Regions from separate parts of the Homo sapiens genome. Here region 2 is linked to region 1. The links are chromatin contacts, found by Hi-C or POLR2A ChIA-PET in ENCODE. All regions are on one chromosome and are shown on one strand. Each heading gives the region's core, a stretch centred on a gene start or an enhancer-like site at or near the end of the contact. The rest is flanking DNA. Distances are from core to core; before and after follow the strand shown. Region 1 has its middle 44 kb from the start of LINC02953. Region 2 has its middle 15 kb from the start of LINC01488.

Region 1 (4,880 bases), core at 1,674-4,173:
AAGTAGGACCAGGCTCAGAAAGCACATGGCTCCCATCCCGCACACAGTAGGGCCCCAGGAAGTACAGACTGTGTGGACTGTGAGGCCACAGCCGCTGAGGTGGCAGGAGTCAGGAGGAGGAGAATCTTTGCCCAAGAGCCAGTAGGTGCTTGATGAATGGGTTCCCTTCTAACTTTATGAAAAGCTCTCTTTCCTTCATCTTATTTTTACTTAATTTTTTATTTTTATTTTTTGAGACGGAGTCTCACTCGGCTGCCCAGGCTGAAGTGCAGTGGCATGATCTTGGCTCACCGCCACCTCTGCCTCTGGGGCTCAAGCGATTCTCCTGCCTCAGCCTCCTGAGTAGCTGGGACTACAGGCACATGCCACCATGCTCGGCTAATTTTTTGTATTTTAGTAGAGACGGGGTTTCATAATGTTGCCCAGGGTGGTCTCGAACTCCTGAGCTCAGGCGATCTGGCTACCTTGGCCTCCCAAAGTGCTGGGATCAGAGGCGTGAGCCACCGCGCCTGGTCTTTCCTTCCTCTTAAAACATGACTCAGAAAAAATGAAACTCCTTGGCTGGCACTATCCCTGGAGGGGCTCAGCAAGAGCACTGCAGAGGCAGAGTACTGGGGCCAGAGATTGAATTTCTCTGGCACTGTCATGGAGCTCCCCTGGGTCTCAGTTTCCCTATCCCCAAAGTGAGAATCATCACCGGATGTTGCATTGTGGGTTGTTGAGGAGTCCAAGAGATGATAGAGCAGGGACAGCCCTGAGAACAGTGGCTGACATGCAGGTGTTCATATCAGGTACTGATAAAATATTAGCACTTAACTAATAAGGGTCCAGACCGAGAGGACAGATTCTAACTAGAACCGGCCCCCGTCGCCTTCCCTGTGCCAGGGAGGCCTGTGTGGGGTGCCTTGGCCTTTCCTCTGCTGTCACAACGATCCATGGCTGCTGGTACCATGAGGAACCCGACTCCAGGAGGGCCCGGGCACGCAGCGGGCCTCATGGCAGGCCAATCCCCCACCTCCTGGCGCTCCTCTCCCTGCCTGCATGGCCGGCCCAGGAGCCTCTGCCGGGCGGGTGGCCGGGTGGGCTCCAGCGGAGGCCTCTGCTCCCTGTGTGCCCCATTGAGCACAGACGCCATCTGTCTCTGCCAGCTTCCCGGCGGCTGCAGGGCGTCTGGTCAGCTCCCTGCACACAGGCTGTGGCTTGTTTGCTGCTGAAGCGGCTCCCTTTGGGGTCTCTCTATGTCCTGGCCCAGGCTGTCTGAACTGGGAGAGTCAGAGATGTTTCCACCGGTTGGAGCTGTTTGTTTGTCTTTTCAGAGCCCACAAAGGGGCCCTGGGTGGCTCTGCTTGGAACTTGGGACTATGTGGGGACCAACCTCGGTCAGCTGGGAAGCCAGACCACACTCAGGTCTGCAGACAGGGCCATGGGGTTTGGTCTCTGCCCTGCCCTGGGGCCGGCCTGGAGTGGCCACTCACTGGCAGTGAGGCGTAGGAAGGCTGGACAGCCAGTGGGCACATTCCTGGGGCAACTTCCCAGCCTCGTGACCTCCTTGGCTCTCAAAGCAACCTTCTCAGAGCCAGGGCAACCAGAATGCTCCCTCCAGCAGGATCGGGGCCCCCTGGGAGGAGCAGGGAGGCTTTGCACAGCCAAGCTCACCCCAGTGGCTGGTCGGGCCAGAAGCAGAAGGGCCAGTCAGGATGCCCAATGGTTCTGGCCACTAGTGTGCTCTGGCCTGATGGCATCAAGCTTCAGACCCCAAGGAGAGCCACCCAGCGAGGATCAACTGGTGCCAGGGCCGCAGACACCTGGCTGCCATCTTGGAATCTGGAGCTCGCAAACAACTTCAGGACTTAGTGGCCCCAGCAGCCACAAATGAGAGCCACTGCCCTAGGGGGCAAAAGGGGCTTTGGATTCCTGGCTCGGGACTGCTGTAAATGATCCCCATCCAAAACCACCACCAGACTCACTTGTACCAGGAAGTGTACACAAATGCTGCAGGCCCCTGTGGGTGGTTACACAGACAGCGTGGAGGACCAGGCATGGAACTTTCATTCCAAGTTCCTATAGCCCCAAAGAGTCCAGAACTGGGCTTGGGTCGGGGGGAGCACAGAGCAGACACAACCGTGAGTGGCGCAAAAGGAAGAGTCCATGGGGAGGGGCGGGGCAGGCCGCTGGGCTTGTGGTGACCACAGCAGCCAGAGAATCCTGTCTGGGAGGCAGAGACCCACGTGCCCAGGGCACACAGGAGACGTTCTCAGGGCAGCTCCTTGCTGCCTGCCGAGGGCCAAGGTCACTGTCCGCAGGACGAGGCCTTAGTTGCCGGGCACCTCAAACAGGCCCACCTGCCTGACGGCCCAGGAATCTCAGAGGAGAGCTGCCGTGCTGGGGCCTGAGCACGCTGCAAAGGAGACCACAACAGGAGGATGGAGAGCAGACACGGAGGAGGACAGGCAGGAGACGCCAAAGATGCGTGGCTGGGAATCACACAGGGTCAGGGTTTGTGGTCACATTGCAAGAGGATGAAGGACCACCCAGCACAGGCGTTGTATGTGGCCTGTGTCAAAGCCCCAAGGCTCTGTTTTCAAGCAAGCAGATACTCAGGCCACGCCCGAATCACTGGCTCAGCAGGCCTGACTCCAGCCGTGTTCATCAGTCAGGATAGAGGAAGTCGTGCTGCAGGAACAGAGGATGCCAAATTTCGGCAGCTCCAGACAGCAAAGGCTGATTCCTCACACACACAACGTGTACCCCACACACCTGCAGGGGCCTCCCAGATATGCAGAGGGCAGGGGAGCACGGGGAAATCTTGCAATAAGATACTCTGCTTGGGAAATAACGCGACTCCTCCCCTTGCAACTCATTGGCCAGCTCCAGTCACATGACTCTCCCGCCAGCAGAGGGACCGGAAGTGCGCCTGCCCCAGGCTCGGAGATGAGAGCCAGGCGTCCACGGTGAACAGCACCAGAAAGCACCACGGTTTAAGGGCCTGGCCTTTGGGGCAAGTGGACCTGGGCTTGAATCGCAACCCTGGCACTGATAGCTGGATGACCCTGACAAGCTGTATCTCCCTTGAACTTCGCGTTCCTTCGCTGGGGTATGAAGACACAGCTTGTCAAGATCATCCAGCTATCAGAGCCAGGGTTGGGATTCAAGCCCAGGTCCACTCGCCCCAAAGGCCGCCCGTGAGTTGCTGTGAGGACTGAACAGGAAATGGGCGGAAATGGTTCAGCACAGTGAGTGCTCAGTGATGCGGTTGTCATTGATAATCCATCTGGAAGGGATTGCTTGTCAGTTTCAGGAGACTCAGAGACCACTCCCTCCTCCAGGAAGTCTTCCAGGCTTTAAGTCTTGGGTGGGAACTCAAACTGTGGGTGAGTTGAATTGGATTTTCCTTTCCACAAGGTGTCTGTCCCCCTGTGACTCTCACTGCCTGTCTCTCATCATGGGCAGGGACTAGGCTGAATTCCTCTCTGCATCCTAGGACTCTGCTCAGACCCTGTCACAAAGTCGGTTTTGGGAGCTGTTAGATAAATGAATGAATGAATGTTTTGAGGACTCAGCACTGAGCATTCCTGGACACGATACCATTGTTCTGAGAGCCAGAGGTTGTCTTGGGCTCCCCTTCCTGGGGGCCAGTGCTTCATTCACCACCCAAATCCTTGCCACAGTCCCTCCCTCTCCTAGGACTGGGGAGCATGTGGCCACAGCCACCCATCGTTAGCTGGGTTCTATCAGCTCCACCACATCATAAGTTGGATGTGCCTGGCAAGACTGCATCATAAGAGAGGATGGCCACCTGAGATGGAACACCAGGAGGACTAGCAGGCATGAGCAGGTGTCCTTGAACCCTGCCTCATTCACCATTGCGGCTCCAGTGTCCCTCAGCTCACATCTAGGGACACATGTAAACTCGGTAGGGCCAGACGCCAGAGAAGAAAAAGCTGGAGCATGGCTTATGGATGGTGAGCACAACCTGAGGTGGATAGCTGCTGAACCACAGCTTCGCTCAGTGATGACCTTGAAAGAAACACAAATACTTCTGATGGGCAGAGCTTCAGGCAATGCACCTGGCCCTCCGCTGTGTGTGGGAAGAGGAGCAGCCTGAGGTCAAAACACCGGGGCTGAGAGGCAGCAGTGAATGGCTTGGCCAGCTCATCAGGGGCCCGGAAGGAGAAAGATGAGGGACAAGAGGCCTGGAGCAGAGGTTGATGGATGGGCGTACAGGAGTGGGAATTAAAGAGGAAGGTCTTTGCGCTCCTTCCAGGAAGCATCTGCCACCAAACAGGCACTGAACAATCAGGTAGGCAAGGTGGTCCAACCAGCTGTCATCAGTCAGTCTCACTGGCCATGCCAGGGCCGGCACCATGGATCACTGGAGAGGGTAGCCGAGATGGCAAGGATGGGCCCTCACTTACTAAGGCTGACCTAGCTACTGTCTGCTGAATGTCCCCTGTAAAGCCCCTCCCTTGAGGCCAGCTGGCTGCTTGGCCAGTTGGCTATATTCAACTCTTGAAAGATCGGAGATTCATCTGGACTAAAGTGGACACAAACTTCAGGTCAGAGTTTGTCTTTTCTGTCCCAGCCCCCCAGCGGCACCATCCTTTTGGCTTACTGAGTGTGTGATCCACCAGCCTGGGAGCCCGCAGAGCCTCAAGTCAGGCTAAGGGACCCACTTCGCAGCAAGGAGGTGTGGGAGTGGGCCGTGACCACGGGGATCTGCTGCACATATCACAAACTGTGTGCCTCTCACTGCTGGCTTGGAGGGGCTAGAGACTGGCCTGCCAAACGCACAGCTGTCAGCTGCAGAGGGTCCCCTTGCCTGAGGCCCCATGCTTTCCTGGGAAGCCTATATCCAATGACAGTAAAAGCAAAAGTTAAAA
Region 2 (4,880 bases), core at 1,273-3,772, 110 kb after region 1:
ATGGCACAGATGGGCATAGAGCCAGAGCCACCCCAGCCCTGCTGCAGGACCAGCCCTCAGCCGCGTTATCAGTGCCCATCTGAGTCAACTGTGCACAAAAACAGGAAGACTGGGACAAGATCTTTCACCTTCCTTCGATTGTCATCATCCAATTGTTCTTCCCGCGGTGACGCCATCCGGCAGCTTCACCGATATTCCTCTCTGGCATGACAGGGCCAGGCCCACCCCCCACAGAGGAGACAAGGAGGCGGAGAAGCCAGCCTTTCTGCAGGGCATAGGCACAGGGCTATGTGGTTGCCAGATGCACAGAAAGACCCTCAACCACAACCTGGGCTTTCAGGGCAAACCCAAGGGGCTTTTCGTGACTATGCCGGGGGCGTGGAAATGACTCCTCAAAATGCAGCACTTGCGGCAACAGGGGAGCAGCCCTGCCAGAGAGGCCCAAATCCTGGACTCAAGTGCCTGCTGCATGGCAGGTGGTCCCGGACAGTGAGGGCCCTCTCAGAGGAAAACATGGTGAGACCTGGGATCTGGGCTTTGACAACTGGCCAGTAAGATTGAGGCTGGCAGGCTTGTGGGCACAATTGGCCACAGCAGCCGCTGCACTCCTGGAAGAGCTGCATGAGGAGTAGGTGGCTTCCCCAGAGTCCCCACCTCCAGCAGGAAAGCATGGACAGGAACCAGAGGGGCTGGAACCTCTGGAGACCTGGTAGGGAAAGGCCACCCAACCCCCCGGTGCTTCTAGGAAGATTTTTCAATGTATGATTCTGACCAGTGGGAAGTTGCCACAAAGCCCTGGGGCTGGAAGAAGCCATGCACCAGGATAGCAGGTCTTAAGTGAGGAGGGCAAGGACAAAGATGAATCAGGACACCCACCCAGAGCCCGGAAGGTGGAAGAAGCTGCCCTCACCTCACCAGCCCCTGCTAGATACTCACACACTCACACACATGGGTGTGCAGGTGCACACACGCATGCACACACACACACACACACACACAGGGGCTGCTGGGAAGTGAGTGGGTCCCTGCTCCCTGTGGAATATGTGAAGCCACTTGGGGCCAGCTGGGCTTTGCCACATCATTCCCGCCTGTGAAAGAGGCCTCTGAGGTTCTGGTGCCACCTGGATAATTCAAAGCCCATCCAGCCTGGGGTTGTCCCCCTACCAGGATCTTCCCCAGGGCTTTGGAGGCCTCACCCTTCCTGGCCTCCAGGGGCTCCATTCATGTCCAGCATAAACACATGGCCGGGAGGGGAGGCTGGCTTTGCTGATCCCAGGGCCCAGACGTTCACAACTGGGAACTTGAAGGGTGTGGGGCCGAGTCCCAGCTCCTACACCTCTGTCCTCACCTCTGCACCAGGCCTGAGATCCCTGGTCCTAAGTACCTCCTGGGGATGATGTGAGCTCCGGGAAGAAAAGAGGAGGCAGGGCTTGATGACAGGAGCTCCTGGGGCAGGTGGGGCAGCTGGGATGACCGTGCTGGTGGCAGACTTTGAGGGGCACGGGATGCCTTGCTCTCCTCCACCCGCAGGGCTTTAACAATATGCAGCAAGCTCAGCTGGGTTTGGGAGGCCATGACAGCCCAAGCCCCCTGCAGCAACAGTGAATGTTTCTCCTGACCAAGATTGGCTGGGAAGAGACAGCAGCGTGCCATCGGGTGAAGAAGGTGGGTTGTGCAGAAAATTTCAGCTACAAGCGACAGAACACCAATTTAAACTGGTTACAGCCAAAAGGAGAGGGTTAATTGATGTAGAAGAGCTTCAGGCATAGCTGGTTCCAGGAGTCTGTCATCGGAACTTGGGGTCTCCATCCCTCCTTCTCTAGCTCTGCTTTCCCGTGTTGGTATCACTCACAGGCAGACTCGTCCTTCTGTCTTTTCCTTCTAGTCCAAGACGGGCATGGCGCCAGAGCCATCCTTGTCCCGGGTGGCCACCTCGCCAGCTGCAGAACCAACTTCCGGCAGCATTATCCGTGCTTTCCTGAGTTGACGAGCACCATGCACTCAGGGGAGCTCTACCTTGCTTTGAGGGTGGTTTGGATGTTCTCTCTTCCCTCTCTTTTCTTTCTGCCCCCAACAGAGAGACAGTTGTGGGGACAACTGAAGGGGCTTGGTACTGGCATCTGGAGGGCAGAGGCCAGAGATGCTGCTAAATACCCTACAGGGCCCAGGACAGTCCCCACAGCAGAGAATTATCCGGCCGCATTGCAGGATAGAGAAATCCTGGGACAAGTGGCTGTGGACGTCCAGGTGTGGTCATTCCTCCAGCCACAGCAGGCTTTCAGAAGTTGTCCTGAGACTGCAATGCAGGGGGGCACTGTACTCAGGAGCAGGGTGGTCCCCACCTGGGCTGAGGACAGATCTTTGGGAGGCAGCAGTGGCCTGAGCCCTGGACCAGGATGCAGGGGTCCCGGCTCTCGTTCTCCCTCATTCCCCCACTGCTCAAATGTGTCACTCCTGCCTTGCCACCCCCATTTACTTGTCTGAGGCAGGAGCTGATCTAGGAGCTGGGGAACCACTCACAGGTCTTGGGCAAAGGTCAGTGCCTGCATAGACTTGGCCAGCACAGTGTGCTTGAGCCCACCATCTCAGCCTCCTCACCACGGGGATTGTGCGGCCAGGGAAGTGCTGGCTTGCTTCCAGGTTGGTTTGGGTGTTTTCTATTTCCTCTCTTCTCGTGGCGCCCACCCGCCCCCCCGCCCCGCCCTGCCCCAGGTTCCCATTGAAATGCCGGCCAAAAGGACAGCTACACAGGCAGTTCCAGACCGCAGCCTTCCAGGGCCCTGCTCTGAGCAGCTGCCTGAGAGTCCCAGGCCGGGCGTACATTGTTCCATTTTTGGAATTCTTCGGGAGTGAGAGCAGCCTCGGCTGTCAACAGTGCTCTGTTCACAGAGGCCGGCCCGGCAAAGGAGAGAGGGCGAGCTATTGTCCAGGGCTGGGCTGCGGGCTGCAGGAATGTGCTGGAATGCCGGCCCGCATGGCACAGTCCCAGAGCGGGGCCTTTGTGTGCAAACACCACCGGGCAGCAGGGCCATCACATAAATAACGATGACCTCACCCCCAGATATCAGGCTCTGTGGTGGGATGGGGTGGGGGCGGGGGCCGGCCCCCAGAAAGGAGACCACAGGGGAGGCGCACCCTTCCCCACACACAGGGCACTGCAGCAGCCTCTGTGCAGGAACGCCAGCCAGAGTGGGGTTGGGGTGGATGTCTGCCCCTGGAAGCAGGCTGCATTTACTGTCTGGGGCCAATTGATACCCCTCAGTGCCTGAGACCTGGGCATCAGGACTCAGAGCCTCAACTCCAAAGGGTCCTGATGAAAATGCTGGTATAGGTATAGGCAGTTCAGGTCCAGGTGCAGAGGTGCAGGTATGGGCATGTGCAAGTTGCAGGTATAGGCGGAGGGGTGCAGGTATAGGCAGAGGGGTGCAGGTATAGGTGGAGGGGTGGAGGTATAGGTGGAGGACTGCAGGTATAGGTGGAGGGGTGTGGGTATAGGTGGAGGGGTGCAAGTGTAGGTGGAGGGGTGCAGGTATAGGCGGAGGGGTGCATGTGTAGGTGGAGGGGTGCAGGTATAGGTGAAGGGGTGCAGGTATAGGTGAAGGGGTGCAGGTATAGGTGGAGGGGTGCAGGTATAGGTGGAGGGGTGCAGGTATAGGTGGAGGGGTGCATGTATAGGTGGAGGGGTGCAGGTATAGGTGAAGGGGTGCAGGTACAGGTGGAGGGGTGCAGGTATAGGCGGAGGGGTGTAGGTATAGGTGGAGGACTGCAGGTATAGGCGGAGGGGTGTGGGTATAGGTGGAGGGGTGCAAGTGTAGGTGGAGAGGTGCAGGTATAGGCGGAGGGGTGCATGTGTAGGTGGAAGGGTGCAGGTATAGGTGAAGGGTTGCAGGTATAGGTGAAGGGGTGCAGGTATAGGCAGAGGGGTGCAGGTATAGGTGGAGGGGTGCAGGTATAGGTGGAGGACTGCAGGTATAGGCGGATGGGTGTGGGTATAGGTGGAGGGGTGCAAGTGTAGGTGGAGAGGTGCAGGTATAGGTGGAGGGGTGCATGTGTAGGTGGAGGGGTGCAGGTGTAGGTGGAGGGGTGCAGGTATAAGTGAAGGGGTGCAGGTACAGGTGGAGGGGTGCAGGTATAGGCGGAGGGGTGTAGGTATAGGTGGAGGACTGCAGGTATAGGTGGAGGGGTGCGGGTGTAGGTGGAGGGGTGCAGGTGAAGGTATGTGCAAGTGTGGGTAGGTGGAGGGATGGAGGTATAGGTATGTACAAATGTGAGTATAGGTGGAGGGGTGCAGGTACAGGTGAAGGGGTGCAGGTACAGGTAGAAGGGTGCAGGTTCAGGTGGAGGGGTGCAGGTATAGGTGGAGGGGTGCAGATATAGGTGGAGAGGTGCAGGTACAGGTGGAGAGGTGCAGGTACAGGTGGAGAGGTGCAGGTATAGGTGGACGGGTGCAGGTACAGGTATATGCGGGTGCAGGTACAGGTATATGCAAGTGCAGGTATAGGCAGGGGGATAGCGAGCCCTAGATACATCCCTGGGTGATGAGGCCCACTCCGCCTCCTCCAGGCTTGTCACCTCTGTGAGCTGCTGTACCTCCTTCCTCAGTAGAAAGGGGACCACAGAGATAAGTCATGCCTTCAGCACCTGCCAGCGGCAGGTGTGATGAGAAGGGTGTTTTCCCTCTGGGGTCTTCCTTCCCAAACCCCATAACCCAGTCCAACTATGAGATCAACTAAAGGGCATTCTGTGAAATCCTCAAAACCAGTCCTCAAAACTGGTGAGGATGTCACAAGCAAGCAAAGAGAGAAGCTGCCGCAGCCCAGGGAGTCTCAGGAAATGGGGTGACCCAGTGTCACGTGGGGCCCTGGATGGGGCTCTGGGAC

What was found. Hi-C counts contacts between places; a loop is a spot of excess contacts on that map. ChIA-PET counts read pairs that join two places held with the same protein, here RNA polymerase II (POLR2A). Pooled maps may share reads with other maps.
Region 2: a loop to region 1 is called in a pooled map, with 1.9 times the contacts of the local background. The contact joins two enhancer-like sites. A Hi-C loop is called at or near these places in 2 of 168 maps with a recorded cell type or tissue (PC-9 and posterior vena cava) and 2 of 50 pooled maps. POLR2A ChIA-PET finds 5 or more read pairs at or near these places in 3 of 52 experiments (Caco-2, GM12878 and Panc1).

The regions. Positions count from the first base shown.
Region 1 is chr11:69,379,613-69,384,492 of GRCh38, forward strand. No RefSeq gene overlaps it. Among named protein-coding and RNA genes, the nearest start is that of LINC02953, 44 kb to the right of the region's middle. Within about 2 kb of position 2,924, at least 7 of the 41 ENCODE cell types and tissues checked have a DNase peak (open chromatin) inside an H3K27ac peak, as active enhancers do.
Region 2 is chr11:69,494,494-69,499,373 of GRCh38, forward strand. No RefSeq gene overlaps it. Among named protein-coding and RNA genes, the nearest start is that of LINC01488, 15 kb to the left of the region's middle. RefSeq lists enhancers at 1-3,273, 1,224-1,766, 1,946-2,761, 2,762-3,575. Within about 2 kb of position 2,523, at least 16 of the 41 ENCODE cell types and tissues checked have a DNase peak (open chromatin) inside an H3K27ac peak, as active enhancers do.